2 separate regions of the Homo sapiens genome follow, and region 1 is linked to region 2. A link is a loop called in an ENCODE intact Hi-C map of the cell type or tissue named here. Cell type or tissue: Caco-2. All regions are shown on one strand. Links, peaks and the distances in the headings refer to the core of each region. The heading gives the core; the rest is flanking DNA. Region 1 overlaps METTL16 (methyltransferase 16, RNA N6-adenosine). Region 2 overlaps METTL16 (methyltransferase 16, RNA N6-adenosine).

What was found. A loop is a pair of places that touch in the nucleus more often than their neighbours do. Peaks named below come from ENCODE experiments on the same cell type or tissue, not always from the same donor. Only the 100,000 strongest peaks of a DNase experiment are listed, where the experiment ranks them.
Region 1: it touches region 2 in a loop (5-fold over the local background); 2 of 110 quality-filtered maps call a loop at or near these places.

The regions. Positions count from the first base shown.
Region 1 is chr17:2,438,034-2,453,716 of GRCh38, forward strand. METTL16 (methyltransferase 16, RNA N6-adenosine) reads right to left here. Exons shown (of 10, transcript NM_024086.4): 7 at 3,457-3,526; 8 at 76-165. Among named protein-coding and RNA genes, the nearest start is that of MNT, 45 kb to the left of the region's middle. In Caco-2, for the core only: no CTCF peak of the experiment used is centred there; no DNase peak of the experiment used is centred there; H3K4me3 peaks cover 267 bases.
Region 2 is chr17:2,490,768-2,506,450 of GRCh38, forward strand. It overlaps METTL16 (methyltransferase 16, RNA N6-adenosine), which reads right to left. Exons shown (of 10, transcript NM_024086.4): 2 at 11,437-11,564. The coding sequence starts at 11,564. Among named protein-coding and RNA genes, the nearest start is that of METTL16, 13 kb to the right of the region's middle. RefSeq lists enhancers at 330-399, 4,657-5,157, 9,856-10,357, 10,358-10,857, 15,177-15,683. In Caco-2, for the core only: no CTCF peak of the experiment used is centred there; a DNase peak (open chromatin) is centred at 9,410.

The DNA.
Region 1 (15,683 bases), core at 3,028-11,027, 55 kb before region 2:
ATTCAGTTCACTTATGATGGACTGAAACCCACCATGTGCTGGCAGGTGGTGAAGCGGAGCAAGGTCTGTACTTACTGGTACTGTGACATCATCATAAAAACTCCAAGCTAAGGCCCATCTCATTGTCCGACCTTGACAGAATTCAGTGTACGTTACTTTGGGAACCTGAAACCAACAAAGACAGCATCTCATCAAACTGCAATCATTCTACCAATATGTTTCTGGCTGCTGCGTCATGCCATATTATGTTGATCCTTCTTTTTAATCAGTTAACAAACAATATTACCAAACAACAGTTATAGATAGCTGCCTAATAATGAATGAATAAATCATCTCTCAACAAAGTTATATTTTTTCCTCCCATAAAACATAAGAGAATTTACAGATATGACTTGAAGGTTCAAATATATGAAACACTGAAAACACAGCTCTTTAGAGAATTATTTGTAATATGACTCAAGTGAGTTTTTTTGTTTTTTGTTTTTTTGAGACAGAGTCTTGCTCTGTCACCCAGGCTGGAGTGCAGTGTGCGGTCTTGGCTCACTGCAACCTCCACCTCCCAGATTCAAGCAATTCTCCTGCCTCAGCCTCCCGAGTGGCTGGGATTACAGGCGCATGCCACCACGCCCAGCTAATTTTTGTATTTTTAGTAGAGATGGGGTTTCACCATCACTGGTCTCAAACTCCTGACCTCAGGCGATCCGCCCACCTCGGCCTCCCAAAGTGCTGAGATTACAGGTGTGAGCCACCACACCCAGCCTCAAGTGATTTTTTGTTTTCTTTTTTAGAAAGAAAGTCAACCAAAGTCTGGGCTAGACACAGGTAGGTAATCTGTTTTATCAATCAGATTTTAGGAAAGGTAAAGGAACTAGTTTGTAGCTCTCACAATTTACCCAAGAAATGGTATTGTGAGGAAAAGAGGAGGAATAGGACGTCAGAGAGAAACCAGAGACCAGAAACTCTGCTCCTCCCACTGGCTTGCATCTGACCCTTTTGCTGAGAAGTCCTCTGACTCACACTAAAAACCAGAAACTGGGAGGAAAGTGGAAGTGGCGGTGGGAGTATTTATTTTATTTAAAAGAAAATTTTTTGGGGAGACAGGGTCTCGCTCTGTCGTCCAGATTGTAGTGCAGTGGCGTGATCTTAGCTTGCTGCAACTTCAACTTTCCGGGCTCAATGGATCCTCCCACCTCAGCCTCCTGGGTAGTGGGGACTACAAGCACGCGCCATCACACTTGGCTAACTTTTTGTATTTTTTTGTTGAGATGAGATTTCGCTGTGTTGCCCAGGCTGGTCTTGAATTCCTAGGTTCAAGCAATCTGCCCGCCTCAGCCTCCCAAAGTGCTGTGATTACAGACATGAGCCACTTTGCCCGGCCTGGGAGTACTTACTTGCGACCTGCCTTCTGAAACAGGAGCACGGGGCTCTGCTCTTGTGGAATGTCATCCTAGTGGGAAGCACAGGGGACCGAGACCGTGTGCTGGTGCTGTTCCCCCAGAGCTAACTGCATGGCCCACAACAAGCCCTTAAACCTATGTAGCTTGAGTTTCTGGATCTATAAAGGAGTGAGTTGAACTTGTCTTGGAGGCATAGTAAAAAATAAAAATTAAAAAAATATTAAAAAGGAGTTCGATGTGAGGTCAGTGGTAGATACCAGGTTTTTTGATTTCTGGCTTCTCTCTGACATTCTACTCACCCTGTTTTTCTCCACCTTTCTCTATAATTGTCAAAAAAGGCCTTGTTTTAATAATCTATAAAAAATATATTTTAGCCCTAAAAATATAAAACTTAGAAAACAAAACAAAAAACATATTTAGAGTTTTAGAGTATAAAGAAAATTCTATACTCAAAACTACCATCAGAGTAGACACAGGTCAGGTGCATGGGTCACGCCTGTAATCCCAGCACTTTGGGAGGCCAAGGTGGAAGGATCACTTGAGGCCAGTAGTTTGAGACCAGCCTGGGCAATACAGCAAGACCCTATCTTTATAAAAAATAAGGATTACTTGAGTACAGGAGTTTGAACTAGTCTGGGCAACACAGAGAGACCTTGTTTCTACTAAAAATTTAAAAATTAGCTGGGCGTGGTGGTGTGTGCCAACAGTCCCAGCTACTTGAGAGGCTGAAGTGGGAGGATTGCTTAAGCCTAGATGTTTGAGGTTGCAGCAAACTATGACTGTGCAACCACACTACAGTCTGGTTGACAGAGCAAGACACCATCTTTTTTTTTTTTTGAGACGGAGTCTCGCTGTGTCACCAGGCTGGAGTGCAGTGGCACGATCTCAGCTCACTGCAACCTCTGCCTCCCAGGTTCAAGAGATTCTCCTGCCTCAGCCTCCCCAGTAGCTGGGACTACAGGCGCGTGCCACCATGCCCGGCTAATTTTTGCATTTTTAGTAGAGATGGGGTTTCACCATGTTGCCCAGGATGGTCTCGATCTCTTGACCTCATGATCCGCCCACATCGGCCTGCCAAAGTGCTGGGATTACAGGCGTGAGCCACTGCGCCCAGCCCGACCCCATTTCTCAAAAAAAAACAAAAACAAAACAGTAGATATATGAAAAAAAACCTCAAGATGGACTAAAGACTTGAATATAAGACCTGAAAGTACAAAAAATACTAGAAGACTTGGTCCCAAAGGAAAAGAAATCATTAGGTGGGGTGCAATGGTGCACACCTGTAATCCCAGCACTTTGGGAGGCTGAGGTGAGAGGACTGCTTGAGCCCAGGAATTTGAGACCAGCCTGGGCAACATGGCAAGACCCCATCACTACTAAAGAAAAACAAAATTAGCTAGGCATGGTGCCATCTGCCTATAGTCCCAGCTACTCAGGAGGCTGAGGTAGGAGGATGGGTTGAGCCCAGGAGTTCAAGGTTACAGTGAGTCATGATCCCACCACTGTACTCCAGCCTGGGAACAGAGCTAGACTTGATCTCAAAAAAAAAAAAAAAAAAAAAAAAAAGAAGAAGAAGAAGAAGAAAAGAAAAGAAAGAAAAGATATCTGGACTTGAATAAACTTAAGTATCCATCAACAAAGGACTGGATTTTAAAAATGCAGTATACATACACAATGGAATACTATTCAGCCATAAAAAAGAATGAAATTGTGTCTTCAGCAACATGGACAGAACTGGAGGCCATTATCTTAAGTGAAACAACTGAGACAAATACCACGTGTTCTTACTTCTAAGTAGGAGTTAAATAATGTGTACACATGGAAGCAAAGTATGGAATGACGGGCAAAGGGAGACTTGTGGTTGGGGAGTGGGAGACCGGGTGACGGGAGGTTGCTTGGTGGGTAGGACATGCACAACGACATGAATTGTTCCGGTGACAGTTACACTGAAAGCCCTGACTTCACCACAATGCAATATATCAATGTAGCAAAACTGTACTTGTGCCCCATGGATACAAAGAAAAGTAGCTACACGAGAACAGTAATGAGGAAGCCTCACCCCTTGTATGCGAAGCTCCTCCTTCAGAGGCGCCAGGCTGCATTTCTTTCCCAGCATGCAGCTATACCATCTAGGAAAAAAAAAATCAGACAAGTAAATACGGTTTATGTGGTTAAAATTTTAAACTAAGCATTATTCAAGTGAATAAGATGAGAACAGTAACAAACAAACATTGAGTAAGGTCACAAGTGAAAAATATCAGGAATTACATACAATGTATTTCGACAAAGACCAAATCTAATGATGGAAAACAAGCCCAAGGCAACTTAAAAAATAAATAAATAAATAAATGTACTTAGCCTCTCCAATGCTTCAGGGCTATGTATTAAATATTTGGAAAAAGAGTAAAGAAGTCTCATCTGTCATGCTTACAACGAAGGCCGTTTATCTCTAGGACAGAAATTAGAAAATAAAAAACAACAAAAACATAATACTAAGAGAACTCAAGATTAGATCCAGCATGAACCTGTATTGTGAGATGTCCTCATCTGCACGTAATTTAAGGATAGATAATGCATTTGAGTTTCAACAGATCATGAAATCAATTTGCTCTAGAGTAAAAACAAATCCAGAAGAAGGAATGTGGAGAAGTTGGACTGAACTGATTAAAAGGTAAAGGGATAGAATATACTGCTTCTGATTATTCTAAAAAGTTTGTAAAGGACCTTTGCTTCAGCCCATGAAAGATTAGTTACTATGGGAATTGCCCTTCCACCATAAACAACCAGGAAACTGGACAAAACATATAAAATAGCTGTTTTTCAGACATTGGATAACTGGCAGTGCAGACCTACAGTCCCAGAAACAAATGAGGTGAGCCTGCATTTGCTAGAGCTTTCCTAGAAGGAAATTCCCAGACTGCAGTACAGGGAAAAGAAATTCAAACACAGTCCAACGTCTTGCTGAGTTGATGAGACACAGATCAAAGTTCAGAGATGCTGACGGAGTTACGATTTGTAAAGCAAATTAACAAGAGCAAATGAAACCCAAGTAAGAAGAAGAAAGGAAAAAAAAAAAGATTAGAGCAGAAACTGAGGAAAGAGAAAACAGGAAAACAATGGAGAAGAATGATGAAACCAAGAGCTGGTTCTATGAAAACAAATTTTCTTGAAGTCAAGAAAAAAAGAAGACAGAACTCTCAGTATCAGAACTGAAAGAGGGGACGTCCCACAGACCCTATAGGTATTAAGAGGGGACGTCCCGCAGGTCCTACAGGTATTAAAGGGTGTGAAGAGGTATAGAACAACTTTTTGCCAATAAATTTCACAACTTAGATGAAACAAATTGCTTCAAAAACACAAACTACCCAAGATTACTCAGGAAGAAATAGATAACTTCAATAGTTCTTTTTTTTTTTTGAGATAGTCTTGTTCTGTTGCCCAGGCTGGAGTGCAGTGGTACCATCTGGGCTCACCGCCACCTCCGCCTTCCGGGTTGAGGTAATTCTCCCGCCTCAGCCTCGCAAGTAGCTGGGATTATATGTGTGTGCCACCACGCCCAACTAATTTTTTTGTTTTTGAGACAGAGTACCACTCTGTCGCCCAGGCTGGAGTGCAGTGGCGTGATCTCCACTCACTGCAACCTCCACTTCCGGGCTCAAGCGATTTTCCCGCCTCAGCCTCCTGAGTAGTTGGGATTACAAGCGTGCGCCACCACACCCGGCTAATTTTCTTTTGTATTTTTAGTAGAGACAGGGTTTCACCATGTTGGACAGGCTGGTCTCAAACTCCCGCCTCAGCCTCTCTAAGTGCTGGAATTACAAGCATGAGCCACCATGCGTGACAGAGAAATAGATAACTTGAATAGTTCTCTATCAATTAAAGAAACTGAATTTGTATTAACTTTCCAGACCCAAGTCACTTCACTAGTGAATTCTACTAAACATTTAAGGAAGAAATAATATTAATTATATGCAAACTCTTCCAAAAAATATTAAAGAGGGAACACTTCCCCAACTCATCTTATAAGGCCAGTATTACATCAACAAATCATATCATTTCTTTTTTTTTTTTTTTGAGACACAGTCTCACTCTGTCACCCAGGCTGGAGTGCAGTAGCACGATCTAGGCTCGCTGCAAGCTCCACCTCCTGAGTTCAGGCCATTATCCTGCCTCAGCCTCCCGAGTAGCTGGGACTACAGGCGCCCACCACGACGCCCGGCTATTTTTTTTTTATTATTATTTTTATTTTTAGTAGAAACGGGGTTTCACCATGTTAGCCAGGATGGTCTCGATCTCCTGACCTCGTGATCCGTCCACCTCGGCCTCCCGAAGTGCGGGGATTACAGGGGTGAGCCACCGCACCTGGCCTTATTTCTTATAATGATAAGAAAGGTATAGACCAGGTATCCTTCATGAACATAAGATATAAAAATCCTTAACAAGGGAGGGTAGGCTGGGAAAAGGGAAGATGTTGGTGGGAGGGCACAAAGTTTCAGACAGCAGGAATAAGTTTTAGTTTTTAGCATAGCATGTTGACTATAGTTAATAATGACATATTACATATTTCAAAATTGCTAAAAGATTAGACTTAAAATGTTCTCACCACACAAAAAATTGGGTGAGGCATATGTTAGTTAGTTTGATTGAATCATTTAACAATAAATACATACAGCCATGAGTCACATAAGGACATCTCAGTCAGTAACAGATGGCACTTACAACAGGGGGTCCCATAAGATTAAAATGGAGTTGAGGCCGGGCACGGTGGCTCACACTTTGGGAGGCTAAGGCGGCAGATCACTTGAGGCCAAGAGTTCGAGACTAGCTTGGCCAACATGGTGAAACCCTGCCTCTGCTAAAAATACAAAAATTAGCCAGATGTGGTGGTGGGCATCTATAATCCCAGCTACTCAGGAGGCTGACGCAGGAAAATAGCTTGAACCCCAGAGGTGGAGGTTGCAGTGAGCAGAGATCACACCACTGCACTCCAGCCTGGGCTACAGAGCGAGACTCTGTCTCAAAATAAAATAAAGTAAAATAAAATAAAATAAAATGAAGTTGAAAAATTCCTATTGCCTAGTGATGTCGTAGCTGTTGCAACATCATAGCACAGTTTTAAAAAATAAAGTGTAGCTTAAGTGTACGGTGTTTATAAAGTCTACAATACTATACAGTGATGTTCTAGGCCTTCATATTCGCTCGCCACTCTCTCACTGACTCACACAGAGCAGCTTCTAGTCCTGCAAGCTCCACTCATGGTAAGTGCCCTACACAGATGGACCATTTTTTTTTTTTTTTTTTGAGATGGAGTTTCGCTCTGTCGCCCAGGCTGCAGTGCAGTGGCGTGATCTTGGCTCACTGCAAACTCTGCCTCCCGGGTTCAAGCAATTCCCCTGCCTCAGCCTCCCGAGTAGCTGGGAGTACAGGCACCCCCTCCACCACTCCCAGCTAATTTTTGTATTTTTAGTAGTGACAGGGTTTCACCATGTTGGCCAGGCTGGTCTTGAACTCCTGACCTCAGGTGTTCCACCCACTTAGGCCTCTCAAAGTGCTGGAATTAGAGGTGCATGCCACCATGCTAGGCTAATTTTTTGTATTTTTAGTAGAGACAGGGTTTCACCATGTTAGCCACAATGGTCTCCATCTCCTAACCTCGTGATCCACCCACCTTGGCCTCCCAAAGTGCTGGGATTACAGGTGTAAGCCGCCGTGCTCAGCCCATTTTTATCTTTAATTTTTACTGTCCCTTTTCTATGTTTGATATGTTTACATACACAAAACTTACCACTGTGCTAAAACTGCCCATGGTATTCAATACCATGCTGTACATGCCGTACAGGTTTGTAGCCTAGAAAACACAGGCTATTATTACATTATAGGCCTAGGTGTGTAGTAGGCTATATCATCTATAGCATTCACACAATAACAAAAAAATCACCTAATGATGCATTTCTCAGATTTCCCCCCTCATTAAGCAACACATGACTGTATATTAAAACATCACCTTGTACCCCCCAAAAAATACAACTATTATTTGTCAAGTAAAAATAAAATGCATATAAAGGTCAGGGATTTATATGCGTGGTGGCTCACGCCTGTAATCCCAGCACTTTGGGAGGCTGAGGTGGGTGGATCACTTGAGGTCAGGAGTTTGAGACCAGCCTGGCCAATATGGCAAAACCCCGCCTCTACTGAAAATACAAAAATTAGACAGGTGTGGTGGCACACACCTGTAATCCTAGCTACTCAGGAGGCTGAGACAGGAGAATTGCTTGAACCCGAGAGGCAGAGGTCACAGTGAGCTGAGATGGTGCCACTCCACTCCAGCCTGGGCAACAGAGTAAGACTCTAACTTAAAAAAAAAAAATTAATTAATTTAAAAAATAATAAAATAAAAGGTATATAAAAAAGGCTTTAAAATCCTTAATAAAATACTAGTAAATTTAATCCAGCAATATATAAAAAGAATAATACATTATAACCAAGGGGCATTTACTACAAGAAGGCAAGGCTGGTTTAATATTCAAAAATCAATATCTATAAGTCACTGTATTAATGGACTAAAAAGGACAAACCACATTATCACCTCAATAGACTAGAAAAAGCATTTGGAAAAAGTCAATGCTTTTTCATGACAAAACTCATCATTCATGATTAAAAACTCTAAACAGACTAGAAATAGAAGAAAACTTCCTCAACCTAATAAAGTGAATCTAAGAAACAAACAAAACCCCCAAACCAAAAAACTCTGTAACAGCCAACATCATCATGGTCAAAGTATAATAAAACTGCCTTAAGATTGGGAATGATGCAAGATGGCCACTCTTCACCACTTCTATTCAAAATTGTGCTGGAGATCCTAGTCAGTACAAGTAAGGCAAGAAAAAGAAATAAAATGCATACAAACTGAAATGAAAGAAGTAAAACTGCCTTTACTTCTGCCTTTACATCACAGAAGACATGGTCTTCTACGCAGAAAATTCCATGAAATCTAGGAAAAACCTATTAGAACTAATAAGTGAGTTCAGCAAGGCCACAGAATGAAAGGTCAACACAAAATCAATTGTTGGGGCCAGGTGCAGTGGCTCACACCTGTAATCTCAGCACTTTGGAAGGCCAAGGTGGGTAGATCACAAGGTCAAGAGATCAAGAGCATCCTGGCTCTCCCTCTCCCTCTCCCTCTCCCTCTCCCTCCACGGTCTCCTTCCACGGTCTCCCTCTGATGCCGAGCCAAGGCTGGACGGTGCTGCTGCCATCTCGGCTCACTGCAGCCTCCCTGCCTGATTCTCCTGCCTCAGCCTGCTACGCCTCACTGGTTCTCGTTTTTTTTTTGGTGGAGACGGGGTTTTGCTGTGTTGGCCGGGCTGGTCTCCAGCTCCTAGCCGTGAGTGATCCGCCAGCCTCGGCCTCCCGGGGTGCCGGGATTGCGGATGGAGTCTCGTTCACTCAGTGCTCAGTGGTGCCCAGGCTGGAGTGCAGTGGCGTGATCTCGGCTCGCTACAGCCTCCACCTCCCAGCCGCCTGCCTTGGCCCCCCAAAGTGCCGAGATTGCAGCCTCTGCCCAGCCGCCACCCCGTCTGGGAAGTGAGGAGCGTCTCTGCTTGGCCACCCATCGTCTGGGATATGAGGAGCCTCTCTGCCTGGCTGCCCAGTCTGGAAAGTGAGGAGCGTCTCTGCCCGGCCGCCGTCCCATCTAGGAAGCGAGGAGCGCCTCTTCCCCGCCGCCTTCCCATCTAGGAAGTGAGGAGCGTCTCTGCCCGGCCGCCCATCGTCTGAGATGTGGGGAGCACCTCTGACCCGCCGCCCTGTCTGGGATGTGAGGAGCGCCTCTGCTGGCCGCAACCCTGTCTGGGAGGTGAGGAGCGTCTCTGCCCGGCCGCCCCGTCTGAGAAGTGAGGAAACCCTCTGCCTGGCAACCGCCCCGTCTGAGAAGTGAGGAGCCCCTCCGTCCAGCAGCCACCCCGTCTGGGAAGTGAGGAGCGTCTCCGCCCGGCAGCCACCCCGTCCGGGAGGGAGGTGGGGGGGGTCAGCCCCCCGCCCGGCCAGCCGCCCCGTCCGGGAGGTGAGGGGCTCCTCTGCCCGGCCGCCCCTACTGGGAAGTGAGGAGCCCCTCTGCCTGGCCAGTCGCCCCGTCCAGGAGGGAGGTGGGGGGGGTCAGCCCCCCGCCCGGCCAGCCGCCCAGTCCGGGAGGTGAGGGGCGCCTCTGCCCGGCCGCCCCTACTGGGAAGTGAGGAGCCCCTCTGCCCGGCCAGCCGCCCCGTCCGGGAGGGGGGAGGGGGGGTCAGCCCCCCGCCCGGCCAGCCGCCCAGTCCGGGAGGGAGGTGGGGGGATCAGCCCCCCGCCCGGCCAGCCGCCCCGTCCGGGAGGGAGGTGGGGGGGTCAGCCCCCCGCCTGGCCAGCCGCCCCATCCGGGAGGGAGGTGGGGGGTCAGCCCTCCACCTGGCCAGCCGCCCCGTCCGGGAGGGAGGTGGGGGGGGTCAGCCCCCCGCCCGGCCAGCCGCCCCGTCCGGGAGGGAGGTGGGGGGATCAGCCCCCCGCCTGGCCAGCCGCCCCGTCCGGGAGGTGAGGGGCGCCTCTGCCCGGCCGCCCCTACTGGGAAGTGAGGAGCCCCTCTGCCCGGCCAGCCGCCCCGTCCGGGAGGGAGGCGGGGGGGTGGGGGTCGGCCAGCCGCCCTGTCCGGGAGGGAGGTGGGGGGGTCAGCCCCCCGCCCGGCCGGCCGCCCCGTCCGGGAGGTGAGGGGCGCCTCTGCCCGGCCGCCCCTACTGGGAAGTGAGGAGCCCCTCTGCCCGGCCACGACCCCGTCTGGGAGGTGTGCCCAGCGGCTCATTGGGGATGGGCCATGATGACAATGGCGGTTTTGTGGAATAGAAAGGCGGGAAGGGTGGGGAAAAAATTGAGAAATCAGATGGTTGCCGGGTCTGTGTGGATAGAAGTAGACATGGGAGACTTTTCATTTTGTTCTGTACTAAGAAAAATTCTTCTGCCTTGGGATCCTGTTGATCTGTGACCTTATCCCCAACCCTGTGCTCTCTGAAACATGTGCTGTGTCCACTCAGGGTTAAATGGATTAAGGGCGGTGCAAGATGTGCTTTGTTAAACAGATGCTTGAAGGCAGCATGCTCGTTAAGAGTCATCACCACTCCCTAATCTTAAGTACCCAGGGACACAAACACTGCGGAAGGCCGCAGGGTCCTCTGCCTAGGAAAACCAGAGACCTTTGTTCACTTGTTTATCTGCTGACCTTCCCTCCACTATTGTCCTATGACCCTGCCAAATCCCCCTCTGCGAGAAACACCCAAGAATGATCAATAAAAAAAAAAATAAAATAAAAAAAATAAAAAATAAAAAAATAAAAAAATAAAAATAAAATTTAAAAAAAAAAAAAAAAAAAAAAAAGAGCATCCTGGCCAACATGGTGAAACCCCATCTCTACTAAAAATACAAAAATTAGCTGGGTGTGGTGGTGCGCGCCTGTAGTCCCAGCTACTTGGGAGGCTGAGGCATGAGAATCGCTTGAACCTGGGAGACAGAGGTTGCAGTGAGCCGAGATTGCGCCACTGCACTCCAGCCTAGTGACAGAGCAAGACTCCGTCTCAAAAAAAAAAAAAAGTAAAATACTAATAAAATAAATCAACTGTATTTTCTTATAGTAGCAATACCTAACTAGAAATTAAAATTTTAAAATGCCATTTACGGTAGCATGAAAATACATAAAATACTTAGGAATAAAGTTCGTATAATGTGTGTAAAGGTGAAAGATATTGAAGACCTAAATAAATGAACAGCTAAACCAGGTTGGAATGGAAGACTCATTATTGTTAAGGTATCAATTCTTTCCAACTTGACCTATAAATTCAACACAATCCCAACCATACATTTTCATGAAAATTGATAAACTGATGCTAAAATTTATATGGAAATGCAAAAGATTTCAAGTAGCTAAAACAAATTTTTTTCCATAAAGACAGGGTATGCCTATGTTGCACAGGCTGGTCTCAAACTCCTGGATGCAAGCAATCCTCCTGCCTCAGCCTCCCAACGTGCTGGGATTACAGGCGTGAGCCACCATGTCTGGCTTAAAACAATTTTGAAAACAAAAAACAAACAAAAAAAAACAAAGATAGAGGATTTATACTGCCAGATTTCAAGACTTCTACAAAGCTATGATAATTCAGACCATATGGTACTGGCATAAGATAGACACAGATTAACAGAATGGAACAGAGTCCAGAAATAACTCACTTACACGGTCAGCTGATTTTAAACAAAGGCCACTAAAGGTTTGGTCTTTTTAAAAGAGATTTATAGAAATGGAAAGGCAACTATAGACTGGGAGGAAATACTTGCAAAACACATTTGACAATGGACTGTATTCAGAATCTATAAAGAACTGCCAATCAGTAAGATTAATAAACCAATAAAAAGGAGATACAGGAATGGCCAATAAGCACATGCGGATACTCCCTATCACCAGCCACCAGAGAAATGCAAATTCCAATCATAATGAGATACCACTACCTACCCGTTAGAACAGATACATTTTTAAAAGGTGACAACAGTACCAAATGGTGTCAACGGAAACTCTCAGATATTGCTGGTGGGAATGTAAAATGCTGTATAGTCACTTTGAAAAGCAGCTTCTTAATAAAGTTAAACATACACTTACAACAGGACCAGGAGTCCTACTCTCAGGTATTTACTTAAGATGGAGGAAAATTTAATTAGACACAAAAAATTATAAGCAAATGTTCAGTTTTATTCCTACTAGCCAAAACCTGGAAATGACCCAAATGTCCTTCAACTGGCAAATGGATGAACGAACTGTGGTATACTCAGCCTATTTAGCAACAAAAGGGACAGGCCACTGACACAAAAAATCATGGATATGCTGCTACGTGAAAGAAAGCAGACAATCAAAACCTACATTTTCTATGACTCCATTTGTATGAAAAGTCTAGAACACACAAAACTGTTGTGACAGAAAGTACATCAGGGCTACAGGAAGCTGGGAGCAGAGTGTGGACAGACTGCAGAGGGGAACAGGAAACTTTTCAGGGTGATGGAAATGTTCCACATTTGTCTAAACTCATCCAACTGCACACTTAAATGGGAGTTACTCAAGTTTACCTCAGGACGACTGACTGAAATATATAAATTTATAAATGGGATTATCTTATACCTTCAAATACACATAAAATAAGGTTAACCATATCGTAACGTTTTACATGTTTCCTTCTTGTTTTGTAACAGCTTAGCCAAACTAACAATACATATTCTGTCTCCTGCTTTTCTCACTAAGCATTATAATCAACCTGTGTCATTCAAAATTCACCTAATCGCATTAAAAGGGAAATTTCAGATTAAGGGATATACATTCAATATTTAATTGTTTATATACAAAATGCCTACTACAAGATGAATTTTCAAGAATTTAATTTCAAGAATTTAAATTTCAAGAAATTTCAAGAATTTAAATTCTAAGAGAATTTAAGAGCCTCTAAAATCACCAATTAGGTTAAAACTGTATGAAACTGACATTTTTATACATCAAAAACTGTTTTATAGGTCAAAAACTATTGAAGACTGGCAATCTGGTATTTCGACCTCATACATTAAATAACATAAATGAAAAATCTAATTATTTTAAAAGTATGAAAAATACTATTATATTACTTTAGAAACAGTGGGCATCAACAAATATTTTGTCTTCACTGTGAATTCAACAAGAGGTGACCACATCTATTTTTGTTTAGGCAATCCTTTTTCCCTTTGAAAATAAAGAAATAATTGTTATAGCTAAAACACTTTAAACAAACCCCGGTAAAGTTATTTAAAGGATAATAAATTTCATTTGGTGGTTTAAAAATGTTTAGAAGAAAAATAATATGTTCCCTTTAAGAAAGTATCATCGGGCACAGCGGCTCACGCCTGTAATCCCAGCACTTTCGGAGGGCGAGGTAGGAGGATCACTTGGGGTCAGGAGTTCGGGACCAGCCTGGCCAACATGGGAAACCCTGTCTCTATTAAAAAATACAAAAAAATTTAGCTGGTGTGGTGGTGCGCACCTGTAGTTCCAGGTACGCAGGAGGCTGAAGCAGGAGAATCGCTTGAACCCAGGAGGCGGAGGTTGCAGTGAGCTGAGATGGTGGCACTGCACTCCAGCCTGGGTGACAGAGGTAGACTCTGTTTCCAAAAAAAAAAAAAGAAAAGAAAAGAAAGAAAGTGTATAAATGGATTCATTAACCAGGAATTTAAAGCCTTGGGTATATTATGAACAAGAGGAAGGAAGAGAAATCGGGAGCAATTAGTGCTGACACAGTAACAGCATAAAACAGGTTAACAGTTTCCTTTAAAACTAGCATTCCTCAACAGATTAGATAGATCAGAGCTATCAGAAGCCAAGAAGCGGCACAGAACAACAAAAAAAGATACTGGCTTGGCGTGGTGGCTCACATCTGTAACCCCAGCACTTTGGGAGGCCGAGGCAGGTGGATCACTTGAGCCCAGGAGTTTGAGACCATCCTGGGCAACATGGCAAGACCCCATCTCTACAAAAAATAGCTGGGCATGGTGATGCATGCCTGTGGTCCCAGCTACTAGGGGGGCTGAGGTGATAGGATCGCTTGAGCCTGGGAGGTCAGGGCTGCAGTGAGCAGTGATTGCACCACTGCACCCCAGCCTGGATGACAGAGCAAGCCCTTGTCTCAAAAAAAAAAAAAAAAAAAAGATACTGTAAGGTTCTTCAGGAGATGAAGGAAAAGAAATATTTAGAAGACAAGAAAAGCTAGTAATAGTTAAACATGCCATTGATACTTAATAGACACTCGGGAGGGAGTTCATATTTCTTTTAACCTTTGCACTAAACTGAATACCACACTGCGAATCATTTCAGATTGAATGTCATATATACGCTGTTTTCAGCAACAGTTGTATTTGTTATGGAAAAAGCAGAAGTCATTGGATGTGTTAAAAATCCTATTTTAGCTGCACATTTTAAATATGCCTACCCACTAGATCCTAGCTACTCTCAACGGGCATCTTGTGACAACTAATCAAAATGCAAGTGGAAAAAAAAATGAAGAAAAGGAAGATCTAGTCACCCAAGAGACTTTGAATCCATTAAACTATTTTAATGATGAAAGTAGCACTCTACTTATTACAACATTTAGGAATTCCTCTGAGATGGTAGGTTTCAAGAAAAATTATTTTGAAATAATTTCAAACTTTCAGAAGAGTTGCAGGATTCGCGCAAATGACTCCAGTATACCCTTCACCCAGATTCACCAATTACATCTTCCTTCATTCTGTGTGTATGTGTTTTTTCCTAAGCTGTTTGAGAATCAGTTACAGACATCAACATGTCTCATTAACTGTAATATTTTGGCATGTCCATTTTAAAAGCGTGTATTGTTTTTTGTTTTTGTTTTTGTTTTTTTTAGACTTTTTTTCAGACAGAGGCTCACTCTGTCTCCCAGGCTGGAGTGCAGTGGTGCAATCTCAGCTCACTGCACCTCCACCTCCCAGGCTCAGGCGATTCTCCTGACTCAGCCTCCAGAGTAGCTGGGATTACAGGCATGTGCCACCACAACAGGCTAATTTTTGTATTTTCCCTAGAGACAGGGTTTCACTGTGTTGGTCAGGCTGGTCTTGAACTCCTGACCTCAGGTGATCCACCTGCCTTGGCCTCCCAAAGTGCTGGGATTACAGGTGTGAGCCGCTGCGCCCCCACGGAAACAAGTGTATTCATTTTTGTAACCACAGAGGAATTATCAAATTGCTAAAACTTAACACTCATTCAATACTATTATCTGGAATACAGTCCACACTTAAATTTCACCTGTTTATCCCAATATTCTCCCCGATACAAGGCCCCTTAGGATTGCGAATTTCATGTACTTGTCATGTCTCTTTAGCCTCCTTCAATCTGGAATAGTTCCTCAGTCTTCTTTTACTCTCATGACCTTAATGTTTTTGAGGAGCTGATTTTACACAGTCCCTCAACTGGGTGTGTCTGAAGTTTCCACGTCATTGGATTCAGATGACACATTTCTGGCGTGAAGAGCACGGAGGCGCTGCTTGTCCTTCCAGGTGCGTCACATCAGGAGATGAGCACCTGGTCAGGGAGGTGGCCTGTGCTTTCTCCAAAGCAAACTCTTTACTTTGTAAACTCCCACACTTCTCTCTGTAACTGTAAGTAACCTAAAGGGGGAAGGGGTGGTTCTTTGAAACTAGGTAGTTATCCTGTTCCTTTTCAAATTTCCCTTTGCCAATTGTTCCACGAATCAA
Region 2 (15,683 bases), core at 5,199-13,198:
AACAATGTAATTAATGTTTTCCAAGGGCCTTCAAAGAAAGTTGTTGCTTACATAAACAATTCTTGTTATTCAAATATATATATATATTCAACTTACAAAATGATGAACTAGAGCACACAATTTATTCACAAGGAACTATATCCTAAAAAAGTACAAGACATTAAGCTGAGGCTAGTTTCATGGAAGGAAATAAAGTGAACACCAATGAAGAGCTGATTGTTAGACTTTGTTGTTTATTTTCTTTTCTGAAAAGATCCAGACACTAGTCTGAGTGTCAAAAATACTTTTGTTGGGCAAAGTCAAGTCACTCGACTTCACTAGTTAAGAATCTAGGTCACGTTAGCACTCTGGGACATTCAAAAAACCTGAACACAGACAGGCAAGATCTTTTCTCATTCTCATTTCAGAGATCACAGGGAGGCCCAGGAACTAAAATTAGCTCTCACGTGAAAATCAGCAGTTTATTCATTTTCAGTCTTTGTTGTTTGTTTAACACATTCAGCTTCCCAAAATAGCCTATTGTCAACAGGCTCATGGCCGATTTCCCCAGAATGACTCCTGCTCTACCACTGATGAATACAGTATTACCATTACAGATGGATTTTGAACAGACACATTTCTGTAATCCATTGTTAAAATAACAATCATTCTAATCCTGTAGAAGCTGAACCTGATGCAACAAAAACAAAAGCCAAAAGCCTCCCAGTGTTACTCCAAGGTTGGTTTCTAGTCTTTAGATGGTCACTGAGGTGCTAAAAATGGTACAGTCTACCCAGCATGATAAAGCCCTTCCATGCTAGGTCTTTGGTTTAAAAACAAATCAGTTGGCCGGGCACGGTGGCTCACACCTGTAATGTCAGCACGTTGGGAGGCCAAGGCGGGTGAATCACGAGGTCAGGAGATGGAGACCATCCTGGCTAACACGGTGAAACCCCGTCTCTATTAAAAATACAAAAAATTAGCCAGGCGTGGTGGTGGGAGCCTGTAGTTCCAGCTACTCCGGAGGCTGAGGCAGGAGAATGGCATGAACCTGGGAGGCAGAGCTTGCAGTGAGCCGAGATCGCGCCACTGCACTCCAGCCTGGGCGACAGAGCGAGACACCGTCTCACAAAAAAAAAAAAAAAAAAAATCAGTTAAAATAAATAAAAATAAAAACAAATAGGGCTGGGCGCGGTGGCTCACGCCTGTAACCCCAGCACTTTAGGAGGCCAAGGCTGACGGATCACGAGGTCAGGAGATCGAGACCATCCTGGCTAACACGGTGAAACCCTGTCTCTACTAAAAATACAAAAAATTAGCCGGGCGTGGTGGCGGGTGCCTGTAGTCCCAGCTACTCGGGAGGCTGAGGTAGGAGAATGGCGTGAACCTGGGAGGCGGAGCTTGCAGTGAGCCGAGATTGCGCCACTGCACTCCAGCCTGGGCGACAGAGCAAGACTCCGTCTCAAAAATAAACAAATAAATAAATAAAAACAAATCGGTTAAGTGTCACATTCTATTCAAGCTGAACTGACAGTGCTGAACTAAATTGTAGGCTGTCCCTATGGAACTGATTATTGTGAAAAAACACAAACTAAAATCTAATTGCAATGGTCAGATATGATTATAACAAAGCAGTGACATGCAGGGGAGAAAAATAAGATATCAGAGTAGCAATCCTTGCCACCTTACTTATACCAGGCTTAACAACAATATGAGCACCTACCATGAACTCAGTGTCCATAGAATGCTAGTCATTCTACACAACTGCTAACCTTCATGAGGATGTCCTCTCATCCCTCCTTTTCAGGTGAGAAGATTCAGTCTCAGTAAAGCTAAGAAAATTACATAAAATCTCACAGCTAAGGCCGGCCACAGTGGCTCACACCTGTAATCCCAGCACTTTGGGAGGCTGAGGCAGGTGGATCAAGAGGTCAGGAGTTTGAGACCAGCCTGGCCAACATGGTGAAACCCCGTCTCTACTAAAAATAAAAAATAAAAAAATTAGCCAGGTGTGGTGGTTGGCACCTATAATCCCAGCAACTCAGGACGCTGAGGCAGGAGAATTGCTTGAACCCCAGGAGGCAGAGGTTGCAGTGAGCCAAGAACACGCCACTGCACTCCAGCCTGGGCAACAGAGCAAGACTCCGTCTCAAAAAAAAAAAAAAAAAAACAACAAAAAAAACACAGCTGGAACTGGCACCCTCAAGACTGATACTTAACAAGACTAACTTAGAAATGTCCCCTTTCCAAAACACCCCTGATTCCCTTAAGAGACCACTTAGGAGTTAAGCAAATAAGTGACACTCTGACCCACTGAAGGTCTAATGTTTTGTGTGACATTTCTTTTCCATCATTAGTTGAGTTTATATTTTGGTGATTCTTCTTTTTTTTTTTTTTTTTGAGACAATTTCAGCTCACTGCAAGCTCCGCCTCCCGGGTTCATGCCATTCTCCTGCCTCAGCCTCCTGAGTAGCTGGGATTAGAGGTGCGTGCCACCACGCCCGGCTAATTTTTTTGTATTTTTAGTAGAGATGGGGTTTCACTGTGTTAGCCAGGATAGTCTTGATCTCCTGACCTCATGATCCGCCCGCCTTGGCCTCCCAAAGTGCTGGAATTACAGGCAGCCACCACACCCAGCCCAGTAATTCTTCTTTAATACAACTGACAGAATTAAATACAAAGCCATTGTAGGCTGGGCGCTGTGGCTCACACCTGTAATCCCAGCACTTTGGGAGGCCAAAGCGGGCGGATCACTTGACGTCAGGAGTTCGAGACCAGCCTAACCAACATGGTAAAACCCCATCTCTACTAAAAATACAAAAATTAGCCAGCTGTAGTGGCACATGCCTATAATTCCAGCTACTCAGGAGACTGAGGCACATGAATTGCTTGAGCTCAGGTGGTGGAGGTTGCAGTGAGCCGAGATTGGGCCACTGCACTCCAGTCTGGGTGACGCTGTGAGACTCTGTCTCAAAAAAAAAAAAAAAACCATTGTAAAAATGAAGAACATTCTACCAGTGCAGACAATCATCAACAACTCCTACCTAAGCAGGAAGGGGGAAGATTTCTGGGAGCTGCCAGGTCATTTACACCAAGGTAGACTCTCCTATGTCTACCACAGGTTCCTGCGAACCATGCGAGGTTGCAACTATAAATAGGCTCACATTGCTCTCATCTCTAAAAGAAAAACAAGGAAGTTCTCCTCAAGACTGCCGTATCCTCTTCCCATCGCCTCACAGACACATTTCTTCTTCCCTGTAACAAGTCTTTTTAAAAAACTTTTTAAAGATTACTTTTAATTTCTTTTCTTTTTGTTTTTGACAGAGTCTCGCTCTGTTGCCCTGGCTGGAGTGCAGTGGTGCAATCTTGGCTCACCGTAACCTCTATCTCCTGGGTTCAAGTGATCCTCATGCCTCAGCCTCCCGAGTCGCTGGGAGGTTAATTTTTGTATTTTTAGTAGAGATGGGGTTTCTCCATGTTGGCCAGGCTGGTCTCAAACTCCTGGCCTCAAGTGATCCACCCACCTTGGCCTCCCAAAGTGCTGGGATTACAGGCGTGAGCCACTGTGCCCAGTCAAGATTTACTAATTTTTGTGGGTACATGGTAGGTATATATATTTAGGGGGTATATGGGATATACATTGTATTTTTAGCAAATCAAATGTTTGTGGCAATCTTACATCTAGCAAGTGTATTGGTGCCATTTTTCTAATAGCACGTGCCCACTTTATGTCTCTATGCCACATGTCAGTAACTCTCACAATATTTCAAACTTTGTTGTGGTGATTTATGATCAGTGGTCTTTGTTTTTTGTTTTTTTGTGTGTGTATGTTTGTTTTTGTTTTAGTGACTCAGGAGACTGAGGTAGGAGGATTGCTTGAGCCCAGGAATTTGAGGCTACAATGAGCTATAATCCTACCACTGCACTCCAGCCTGGGCAACAGGAACCCTCTCTCTAAAAAAGAAAAACAAGGCCGGGCGTGGTTGCTCACGCCTGTAATCCTAGCACTTTGGGAGGCTGAGGCAGGCGAATCATGAGGTCAGGAGATCGAGACCATCCTGGCCAACATGGTGAAACCCCATCTCTACTAAAATACAAAAAAACAGCCAGGCATGGTGGCGTGCACCTGTAGTCCCAGATACTCGAGAGGCTGAGGCAGAGGAATCGTTTGAACCCGGGAGCCGGAGGTTGCACATCTTATTATTTAAGAAACATTTTAAGGCCATAGATAGTGATTCCTCAGACAGATCTAGGCAAAGTAAATTGAAAACCTTCTGGAAAAGATTCAGCATTCTAGATGCCATTAAAAACATTCAGGATTGGCCAGGCATGGTGGCTCATGCCTGTAATCCCAATACTTTCAGAGGTCGAGAGAGGCAAATCACTTGAGCCCAGGAGTTCAAGACCAGATGGGGTGAAACAACAACGACAAAAAATTAGCTGGGTGTGGCAGCACACACCCAGTCCCAGCTACTTGGGAGGCTGAGGTAAGAGGATCACCTGAGCCCGGGGAGGTTGAGGCTACTGTGAGCCACAATTATACCACTGCACTCTAGCCTGGGCAACAGAGTGAGACCCTGTCTCAAAAACACAAAAAATAAAAGAACATTTGGGATTGATGAGAGGAGGTCATTATCAACATTAATCGAATATGAAAAAGATGATTTCGGCTGGGTGCGGTGGCTCACGCCTGTAATCCCAGCACTTTGAGAGGCCAAGGTGGGCGGATCACGAGGTCAGGAGTTCGAGACCAGCCTGGCTAACATGGTGAAACACTGTCTCTACTAAAAATACAAAAATTAGCCAGGTGTGGTTGTGCGCACCTGTAATCCCAGCTAGCCAGGAGGCTGAGGCAGAAGAATCCCTTGAACCCAGGAGGTGGAGGCTGCAGTGAGCTGAGATCCGGCCACTGCACCCCAGCCTGGGTGACAGAGAAAGACTCTGTCTCAAAAAAAAAAAAAAAAAGAAAAAGATTATTTCAACCCTCATAGGTGAGTCTGACGGGCTCAAGACTTCAGCATGGGAAGTAACTGCAGATGTGCTGAAAATAGCAAGAGAACTAGAATTAAAAGTGAAGACCGGCCGGGCGCGGTGGCTCACGCCTGTAATCCCAGCACTTTGGGAGGCCGAGGCAGGCGGGTCACTTGAGGTCAGCAGTTTGAGATCAGCCTGGCCAACATGGCAAAACCTTGTCTCTACTAAAAAATACAAAAATTATTTGGGCGTGGCAGTGCACACCTGTAATCCCAGCTACTCAGGAGGCTGAGGCAGGAGAATTGCTTGTACCTGGGAGCTGGAGGTTGCAGTGACCTGAGACCACACCACTGCACTCCAGCAGCCAGGGTGACAGAGCGACTCTGTCTCAAAACACACATGCACACACACACACACAAAACAAAACAAAAAAAAAGAAAAAACATCCTACACAAATAGTATTTTTATCTAATTGTGTTCAAGGCATTCATGGATCCTCTCAAAGTCCCTAAGTTCACTCTTCTCTGTATATTTCTGTCTACTTAGTTAGAAATATTTAAAAAAAAGTTCCAAATTACGTCAAACAGTGTTTTTTAGAGATGGGTCTCACCTTGTCGCTCAGGCTGGAGTGCAGTGGTGTAATCATAAGTTCACTGCAGCCTTGAACTCCTGGGATCAAATGATCCCCCCACCTCAGCCTCCCAAGTAGCTGGGATTACAGACGTGCACCACTATACCCTGTCAAACATGTTTTTAAAAATTTCTATACTTTTCAAAATGCTAAGTCTTCATCTTCACTGAAAGTTATTTATCCACATAATTTTCCATTTTGATGCTTTTTGCCTTCTTTTCTACTTTATTTGATTTAGGGGGAACTCTCATTTACCTACTTATTTTTGCGCATCCCTTTACTTTCATTTCTCTGTAATTCCGTTTTAGGTATGTGCTATGATCTGAATGTGTCCCCCAGAATTCCTTTGTTGGAAACCTAATCCCCAATGCCAACAGTGTTAGGAGGTGGGACCTAGTGGGAGAGGTTTAGGTCACGAGGGCTTTGCCCTTATGAATGGATTAATGCTGCTGTTTAAAAAAAAGCTTGCAGAAGTGGGTTTGCCCCCTTCCACCTTCCACCCTGTGAGGATGCAGCAAAAGGGCCCTTAACCAGATGCCAGGGCCTTGCTCTTGGACTTCCCAGCCCCCAGACTATGAGAAATAAATTTCTGTTCTTCATAAATTACCAGTCTCATGCCACTTATGTATGGCATATCGTTTTGTTGTTGTTGTTTTTCTTTTTTATTTTCTTGAGGCAGACTCTTGCTCTGTTGCCCAGGTTGCACTGCAGTGGCACAATCTCGGCTCACTGCAACCTCCACCTCCTGGGTTCAAGCGATTCTCCTGCCTCAGCCTCCCGAGTAGCTGGGATCACAAGTGCGCACCATCACGCCTGGCTTATTTTTGTATTTTTAGTAGAGACGGGGTTTCACCATGTTGGCCAGACTGGTCTCGAACTCCTGACCTCAGGTGATCCGCCCACCTTGGCCTCCCAAAGTGCTGGGTTTACAGGCGTGCGCCACTGCACCCGGCCTTTTTTTTTTTTTTTTTTTTTTTTTGAGATAGGATCTCACTCTGTCGCCCAGGCTGGAGTGTAGTGGCACAATCTCAGCTCACTGCAACCTCTACCTCTCAAGCTCAAGCGATTCTCGTGCCTCAGCCTTCTGAGTAGCTGAGATTACAGGCATATGCCACCACGCCCGGCTCATTTTTGTACTTTTAGCAGAGAAGGGGTCTCTCCATGTTGCCCAGGATGATCTCAAACTTCTGAGCTCAAGCCATTCGCTGGCCTCTCAAAGTGCTGGGAATATAGGCATGAGCCACTATGCCCGGCCTGGCATATCATTTAATAGAGAAATTATTCTCATGCAGTCAACAAATATTAACTCAATGTTTGTGACTTGCCAGGTACCTTTAGATATGTTGTAAAAACACATCTGTTAGGTCTGCTTCAGACTGACAGGTTTTTTTTGGAAACAAGGTCTTGCTCTGTTGCCTAGGCTGGAGTGCAGTGGCGCGATCATGGTTCACTGCAGCCTTGACCCCCTGGGCTCAAGCAGTCCTCCTGCCTCAGCCTCTGAAAGTGCTGTGACTGCAGGTATGAGGCACTGCGCTTGGCCTTTTAAAAAATATACCTCTTAGGCCCGGCGCGGTGGCTCACGCCTGTAATCCCAGCACTTTGGGAGGCTGAGGTGGGCAGATCACGAGGTCAGGAGATCGAGACCATCGTGGCTAACACGGTGAAACCCCATCTCTACTAAAAATACAAAAAATTAGCAGGGCGTGGTGGCGGGCACCTGTAGTCCCAGCTACTCAGGAGGCTGAGGCAGGAGAATGGCGTGAACCCGGGAGGCAGAGCTTGCAGTGAGCCGAGATCGCGCCACTGCACTCCAGCCTGGGCGACAGAGTAAGACTCCATCTCAAAAAAAAAAGAGATCGAGACCATCCTGCCCATCATAGTGAAACCCCGTCTCTACTAAAAATACAAAAATTAGTTGGGCATGGTGGCATGTGCCTGTAGTCCCAGCTACTCAGGAGGTTGAGGCAGGAGAATCTCTTGAACCCGGGAGGCAGAGCTTGCGGTGAGCCGAGACAGCGCCACTGCACTCCAGCCTGGTGACAGAGCAAGACTCTGTCTCCAAACAATGCAAAACAAAACAAAAATCTTAAAAATCCTAACCATCAGCTGGGCGCGGTGGCTCACGCCTGTAATCCCAGTACTTTGGGAGGTTGAGGTGGGCAGATCACTTGAAGTCAGGAGTTCTGAGACCAGCCTGGCCAACATGTTGAAACTCCGTCTTTACTAAAAATACAAAAATTAGATGGCCGTGGTGGTGCGAGCCTGTAATCCCAGCTACTCAGGAGGCTGAGACAGGAGAATCGTTTGAACCCAGGAGGCGGAGGTTGCAGTGAACCAAGATGACATTACTGCACTCCAGCCTGGGCAACAGAGCAAGACTGTGTCTCAGAAAATAATATAAAACTTTAGTGGATGAGGATGGGGATGGGCAAGGCACAAGAATCCTCCATACCACGCCCTTAAGAAAAATTTCAAACTCCTCAGTGGGCCTTATAAAGCACCACAAAGTATAACCATCCCCAGCCCACCTCCTCCTGTCTCTTGTCCACTGCACCCCAGCCACGCTTCACTTCTTCAGTTCCCCTCTGCCCAGTATTCTTTGCACATGCTGCTGCCTCTGCCTGGAATACTCTTCTTTCTACCTGGCTCACTCCACTCATTCCTTAAAACACAACCAAGAGACCATTTCGGTTTCAAATCATTCTCTAAATCCCAAAGTCAGGGTACGGTCTCCTTTTCATGTGATCCCACTGCACATCCCCCGGATTCTCCCATACTAAAAGGTTAACGGCTTATGTATTTGTCCATTTTCCCCACTAGTGTATAAACTAGCGTGTGACTGTGGCAGTGACATCTTTCTTGTTTTTTAAGGCTTTCCTAGAACTGAGCACAATGTGGCTAATCAATAGGTTTTTGTTAAATAGCTGATTAAGTACAATAGTAAGTATAGAGAGGAAACAAACAATGACAAAACTATATCTTTTTTTTTTTTTTTTTTTTAATTACAGGATTTCGCTATGTTGCCCAGGCTGGATTCAGACTCCTGGACTCAAGATCCTCTCACCTCAGCCTCTCATGTAGCTGGGACTACAGATGCACAGTGTTGCACCCCACTAAAATGGTATCTTTCCTAAAGCTACTAGGATCAACATCCACGTATATCACTATGAAACAATGACTTACAAACAATGAGAGAGATGTTATAAACAGAGAAATCCCAATTCAATCTCTTTAGGGTAAGTGACTCCAAAGTAAGGTGCCAAAGGTGATTATGGTATCCAAAGAAAATACCTGAAGTCCTATTTAAATATATTTTTAATTTCTATTTTGAAATATGTTTTCAAATGTACTTAATATATTAACACAGTAAGTAGTACAAGCATTCACATATAGGCTGTGCTCAATTTATTCTATTTTTTTGAGATAGAGTCTCATTCTGTTGCCCAGGCTGAAGTGCAGTGGCATGATCTCGGTTCACTAAAACCTCCGCCTCCCCAGTTCAAGCAATTCTCCCTCCTCAGTCTCCTGAGTAGCTGTGACTATAGTGTGCATCACCACACCCAGCTAATTTTTTGTATTTTTAATAGAGACAGGGTTTTGCTTTGTTGGCCAGGCTGGTCTTGAACTCCTAACTTCAGGTGATCTGCCCACCTCGGCCTCCCAAAGTGATCTTAACCCTTATACTTGGGTGTGGGTGGAGAGTTTCACAGATCCCTTTGAGAATGTGATGACAGCTAAGGATTATCTGTCAGAAAAATGAACATAAATATTTGTTTGAACTCCTGTATGATTTTAAGGGTTATCTTGGCTTCCAGGTTAAGTCTTGCCCCAGGGCCTCCATTTCTAAAGCTATAAGAAGAGGGCTTAGAGTAAAGAAGAGGTGAAGAAAATGCCTCAAGCCCTATGATCCTAATCTTCTTTTTTTCTTTTTTCTTTTTTTTTTGAGATGGAGTCTCAGTCTGTCACCCAGGTTGGAGTGCAGTGGCACAATCTCGGCTCACTGCAACCTCCACCTCTCAGGTTCAAGTGATTCTCCTGCCTCACTCAGCCTCCGGAGTAGCTGGGATTACAGGCTTGCGCCACCACACCCAGCTCATTTTTGTATTTTTAGTAGAGATGAGGTTTTCACCCTGTTGGTCAGGCTGGTCTCAAACTCCTGACCTCAAGTGATCCGCCCACCTTGGCCTCCCAAAGTGCTGGGATTCCAGGCGTGAGCCACCGCGCCCGGCCACTATTATTCTTTCCCTTCCTTTTTCTCCTCTAATCCTGCTCCTCTTCCTTCCCATAGCTGAATCACCACGCCTCTCTCCAGGCAGGCTGGGAATTTCCAATTCCCTCTGTAACTCGCAGAGTTGAGGAATGCAGTTAGAGATAGTTCTTTCTCAGAGGTATAAAAGACACATCAGTCATTCCCATATAGTTATCATAATTTTGCCATTTCCTGAAACACTTATACTATTATTTTCTTAATTTAAAAAAATCAAGGCCGGGCACATGGCTCACACCTGTAATCCCAGCACTTTGGGAAGCCAAGGCGGGCGGATCACCTGAGGCCAGGAGTTCAAGACCAGTCTGGCCAACATGGTGAAACTCTGTCCCTACTAAAAATACAAAAATTAGCCAGGCGTGGTGGTAGAGGCCTGTAGTCCCAGCTACTCAGGAGGCTGAGACAGGAGAATTGCTTGAACTCAGGAGGCAGAGGTTGCAGTGAGGCGAGACTGCACCACTGTACTCCACCCTGGGCAACAGAGACTCCGTCTCAAAAAAATAAAATAAAGTAAAAATAAAAAATCAACTTTCTGGCTTGGTGTGGTGGCTGTAATCTCAGAACCTTGGGAGGCAAAGGAGGGAGGACCACTTGAATCTAGGCGTTTGAGACCAGCCTGGGCAATATGACAAGACCTTGTCTCTACAAAAATAAAAATAAAAATAGCTAAGCATGGTAGGGCACACTTGGCTATTTTTATCTGGGGAGGCTGGGGCAGGAAGACAGCTTGAGCCCAGGAGTTCAATGCTATCACAAGCTATGACTGTGCCACTGCACTCCAGCTTGGGCAACAGAGCAAGATCCTATCTCTAAAAACAAAATAAATAAATAAAAATAAATCAACTTCTTAAATTTAGTAACATCTTAAATAATAATATCTGTGAAATCAGTCCTGATGTCCTGGTTATTATTTTCCTGCCTCACATCAAAATAAACACACACTTATTAAAATATCTTTAGGCCAGGCACAGTGGCTCACACCTGTAATCCCAGCACTTTGGGAGGCCAAGGTGGGCGGATCACGAGGTCAGGAGTTCCAGACCAGTCTGACCAACATGGTGAAACCCCGTCTCTACTAAAAATACAGACGTTGGCTGAGTGTGGTGGCGGGCGCCTGTAATCCCAGCTACTCAGGAGGCTGAGGCAGGAGAATCACTTGAACCTGGGAGGCAGAGGTTGCAGTGAGCCGAGATCATGCCACTGTACTCTAGCCTGGGCAACAGAGCGAGACTTTGTCTCAAAAAAAAAAAAAAAAGTGTTTAGATCCTCACCAGTCACTAAGTTTTAGATCACAAAGAGCACAATCGTAAATCTCTGAAGTTACTCTGGGATTTCCGTAGGGTAAGCAACAATTTGGACATCAAGAGAATTTTTTTTTAAGCCAGAAGGAAACTTAAAAGCATCTGGTCCATTCCTCTAATGTTATACATTAAAAAGCTGAGACCAAGAGAGGTTAAGTGATTTGTCCAAGGTCGCATGGGACGTTTAATCAAATGTCTAAGATTAACACTCAGGTGGGCTTTCTATTACATCATATCCATTTGAATCACACAAGAATAACAGTGATTTTTCATCCGTTACCTACCTCACTCTTCCATTCAGATTTATCTGAACATGCTGCTTAAAATCTGGATATTTGGATGCCAGATATGCAAAGTCAGGAGGTTTGTCCTTGTATCTATTTCTTGCATGCATTGATTTACTCAGAGCCATCTTAAGGAGAGAAAGAGAGAAAGAAAATCAGCATATTTATTAAAAACCATTAATGGGGGCCGGGTGCGGTGCCTCATGCCTCTAATCCCAGTACTTTGGGAGGCCAAGGTAAGTAGATCACCTGATTCAGGAGTTCAAGACCATCCCATCCTGGCCAACATGATGGGATGAAAGCCCGTCTCTACTAAAAATACAAAAAGTAGCCAAGTAGCCGAGCATGGTGGCGGGAGCCTGTAATCCCAGCTACTTGGGAGGCTGAGGCAGGAGAATTGCTTGAACCCAGGAGGTGGAGGGTGCAGTGAGCCGAGATCACGCCATTGCACTCCAGCCTGGGCAACAAGAGCGAAACTCCGTCTCAAAAAAAAAAAAATCAGTGGGGAAAGCTGTGGATGCCAAGTTAATAGTTACAGCCAACATGTCTTTGCCGATCAAGTGAGAAAGTAGAAATCACATTTTTAAAATGCATACAACAAATAAGCACATGAAGAGATGGTGAACATCATTAGTCATCAGGGAAATACAAATCAAAACCACGTGAGACACCACTTCATACCCACTAGGATGGCTGCTGTCAACAAAAAAACAAAAATAAAAAATTAAAAAAACAGAAACAACGAGTGTTCTGCAAGGATGTGAAGAAATTGGAGTTCTCATGCATTGCTGTTGGGAATGTGAAATGGCACAGCTGCTGTCGAAAAACGCTTGGCGGTTCTTTAAAAAGCTAAACATAGAATTACTATCTGATTCAGCAATTCCACTCCTAGGTATATTCCCAAAAGAACTGAAAGGAGGAACTGAAACAGATATTTGTACAGCAGTGTTCATAGTAGTATCATTCCCAAGAGTGAAAAGGTGGGAAACAATCTGAGTGTCCATCAGCAGATGAATGTGGACCAACAAAATACAGTATATCCATACACTAAATATGGATCAACAAAATACAGTATATCCATACCCTAAATATGGATCAACAAAATACAGTATATCCATACACTAAATATGAAAATACGGTATATCCATATAATAAATATGGGTCAACAAAATACGGTATATCCATACCCTAAATATGGATCAACAAAATACGGTATATCCATACACTAAATATGGGTCAACAAAATACAGTATATCCATACAATAAATATGGGTCAACAAAATACGGTATATCCATACACTAAATATGGGTCAACAAAATACAGTATATCCATAAAATAAATATGGGTCAATGAAATACAGTATATCCATACACTAAATATGGATCAACAAAATACAGTAATCCATACAATAAATATAGATTAACAAAACATGGTATATCCATACAATAAATATGGATCAACAAAAGATGGTATATCCATACAATAAATATGGATCAACAAAATATGGTATATCCATACAATAAATATGGATAAACAAAATACAGTATATCCATACAATAAATATGGATAAACAAAACATGGTATATCCATACAGTAAATATGGATCAACAAAATACGGTATATCCACACACTAAATATGGATCAACAAAATACGGTATATCCACACACTAAATATGGATCAACAAAATACGGTATATCCATACAATAAATATGGATCAACAAAATACGATATACCCATACAATACATATGATCAACAAAATATGGTATATCCATACAATAAATATGGATCAAGAAAATACGGTATATACATACAATAAATATTATGCAGCCCTAAGAAGAAATGAAATTCTGATACATGCTACAACATGGAAGAACCCTGAAAACACCATGCTAAGGGAAATAAACCACACACAAAAGGACAAATATTGTATGCTTTCACTTATATGAGGCACCCAGTAGAGGTAAATTTATTACACAGATGGAGAGTGGAATAGAGGTGATGAGGAGCTGGGGAGGGAAGAATGAGGAGTTACTGTTTAATAGGTACAGAGTTTCACTTTGGAATGATGACAAAGTTCTGGAGATAGAGGTGATGGTTGCACAAGAGAATGAACACATTTAATGTCACTGAATGGTACACTTAAAAATGGCTAAAATGGTAAATTTTATGTTATGTATATTTTTCCATGATTTTAAAAATGCAGACAACGTAAGAGTGAGTCTTTTTTTTTAAATCAAGGGAAGAAAGCTGAAAAGTATTCCTTTAAGAGCATCAAAGTGACAGAACACAGTCTGTATATATGATCTATAACCAAGGATATTAGTTAGAGGTTAGTTGTGTTTTGTTTTGTCTTGTTTTGTTTGTTCTGAGACAGTGTCTCACTCTGTCATCCAGGATGGAGTGCAGTAGCACAATCATACCTCACTGCAGCCTCAATCTCCCATGCTCAAACAGTCCTTCCACCTCAGCCTCCCGAGTAGCTGGGACTATAGGTATGTGCCACCATGCCACCACGCCTGGCTAATTTATTTTTAATTTTATTTTTTGTAGAGACAGGGTCTCCCTTTGTTGCCCAGATTGGTTTCCGACTCCTGAGCTCAAGTGATCCTCCTGCCTCAGCCTCCCAAAGTGCTACGACTACAGACATGAACCATCACACCCAGCTTGGGGGTTAGTTTTTACAGTATCCTTACAAGGACTGAATATTTGGTAGTGTACCATAACATCACCAAACTTTGAAAAAATATCTTTGATTCCAACTTAAAGTTTCAATCTTGTCATTCCTAGGTAGCTAAAACCAAATGAAAACGAACATAATTTTGTCTTCTTCCAGATTACAACAAGAAATAAAAGCAAATGTACTTATATCAAGACATAAACACTGAAAGAGAAACTATTATAATGGTTTAGTAAATCTCCAGGTAGTTGGTAATTTAAAAAATATTTTACTATTATATATATATATATCTCTCTCTGGGTGGCAAGTGACTTTTATTTTCTTAATATCTTTATTTTTTACCTTTTAAATAATGATTATTCTTCTAAACAATATTATGTTAGCCAAAAATCTAGGAGTCAGTTGATAGTTTCTCATATCCAAGAAATCACCACTTCTGTAGGTTTTACCTGCTAAATACCTCTTAAATCCACTCTTTTTCCCTGTCCCCAACAATGTCAAGCCCAGAGGCATTTTTTTTTTTTTTTTTTTTTTTTTTTTTTTTTTTTAGATACATGGTTTCGTTATGTTGGCCAGGTTGGTATTGAACTCCTGGCCTCAAGCAATCCTGCCACCTCAGCCTCCCAAAGTGCTAGGATTATAGTTGTAAGCCACCACGCCCGGCCAGAACAGCCTTTTTATTTACTTACTTTTATTTCCTTAGAGACTACATTGCCCAGGCCAGACTTGAACTCCTGAGCTTAAGCAATCCTCCCACCTCGGGCTCCCAAATGGCTGAGACTACAGGTGTGCACCACCGCACCTGGTTTACAGTAGCCTCTTAATTGGTCTCCCTGCATCCACTCTTGTTCTCACCATCCCTCCTTCCACCTCGTAGTGATCATTTCCAAACACAAATCTCAGTATGTCCTTCTCCTATGTCCACCTGCTCAAAACCTTACTCTTAGGATAAAATAAAAAAACATCACTTCAGCCTACATGCAAGGCACTACATGACCTGGCCTTGCCTATCTTTTCACCATCAGTTTAAGTCACATGCCCTTGCTCTTTGTGTCCTTCTACCCTGACCACAGGACCTTTATGCAGGCTATTCTTTTTTTTTTGAGACAGAGTCTCCCTCTGTCACCAGGCTGGAGTGCAGTGGCGCAATCTTGGCTCACTGCAACGTCTGCCTCCCGGGTTCAAGCGATTCTCCTGCCTCAGCCTCCTATGCAGGTTATTCTTTTTATCTGTAACGTTTTTTCCTCCCTCTCTTCAGTCGGCAAATTCTTAGTCATTCTTGGGCTCACAGTTCAAGCACCTCTTCTTCAGGAAGATCTTTCCTTCCCTAATCTCCCCAGTTAAGACAAATCCTCTCCCTCTCCCTCCCCCTCCCCCTCCCTCTCCCTCTCCCCACGGTCTCCCTCTCCCTCTCCCTCTCCCCCTCTTGCCACGGTCTCCCTCTGATGCCGAGCCGAAGCTGAACTGTGCTGCTGCCATCTCGGCTCACTGCAACCTCCCTGCCTGATTCTCCTGCCTCAGCCTGCCGAGTGCCTGCGATTGCAGGCGCACGCCGCCACGCCTGACT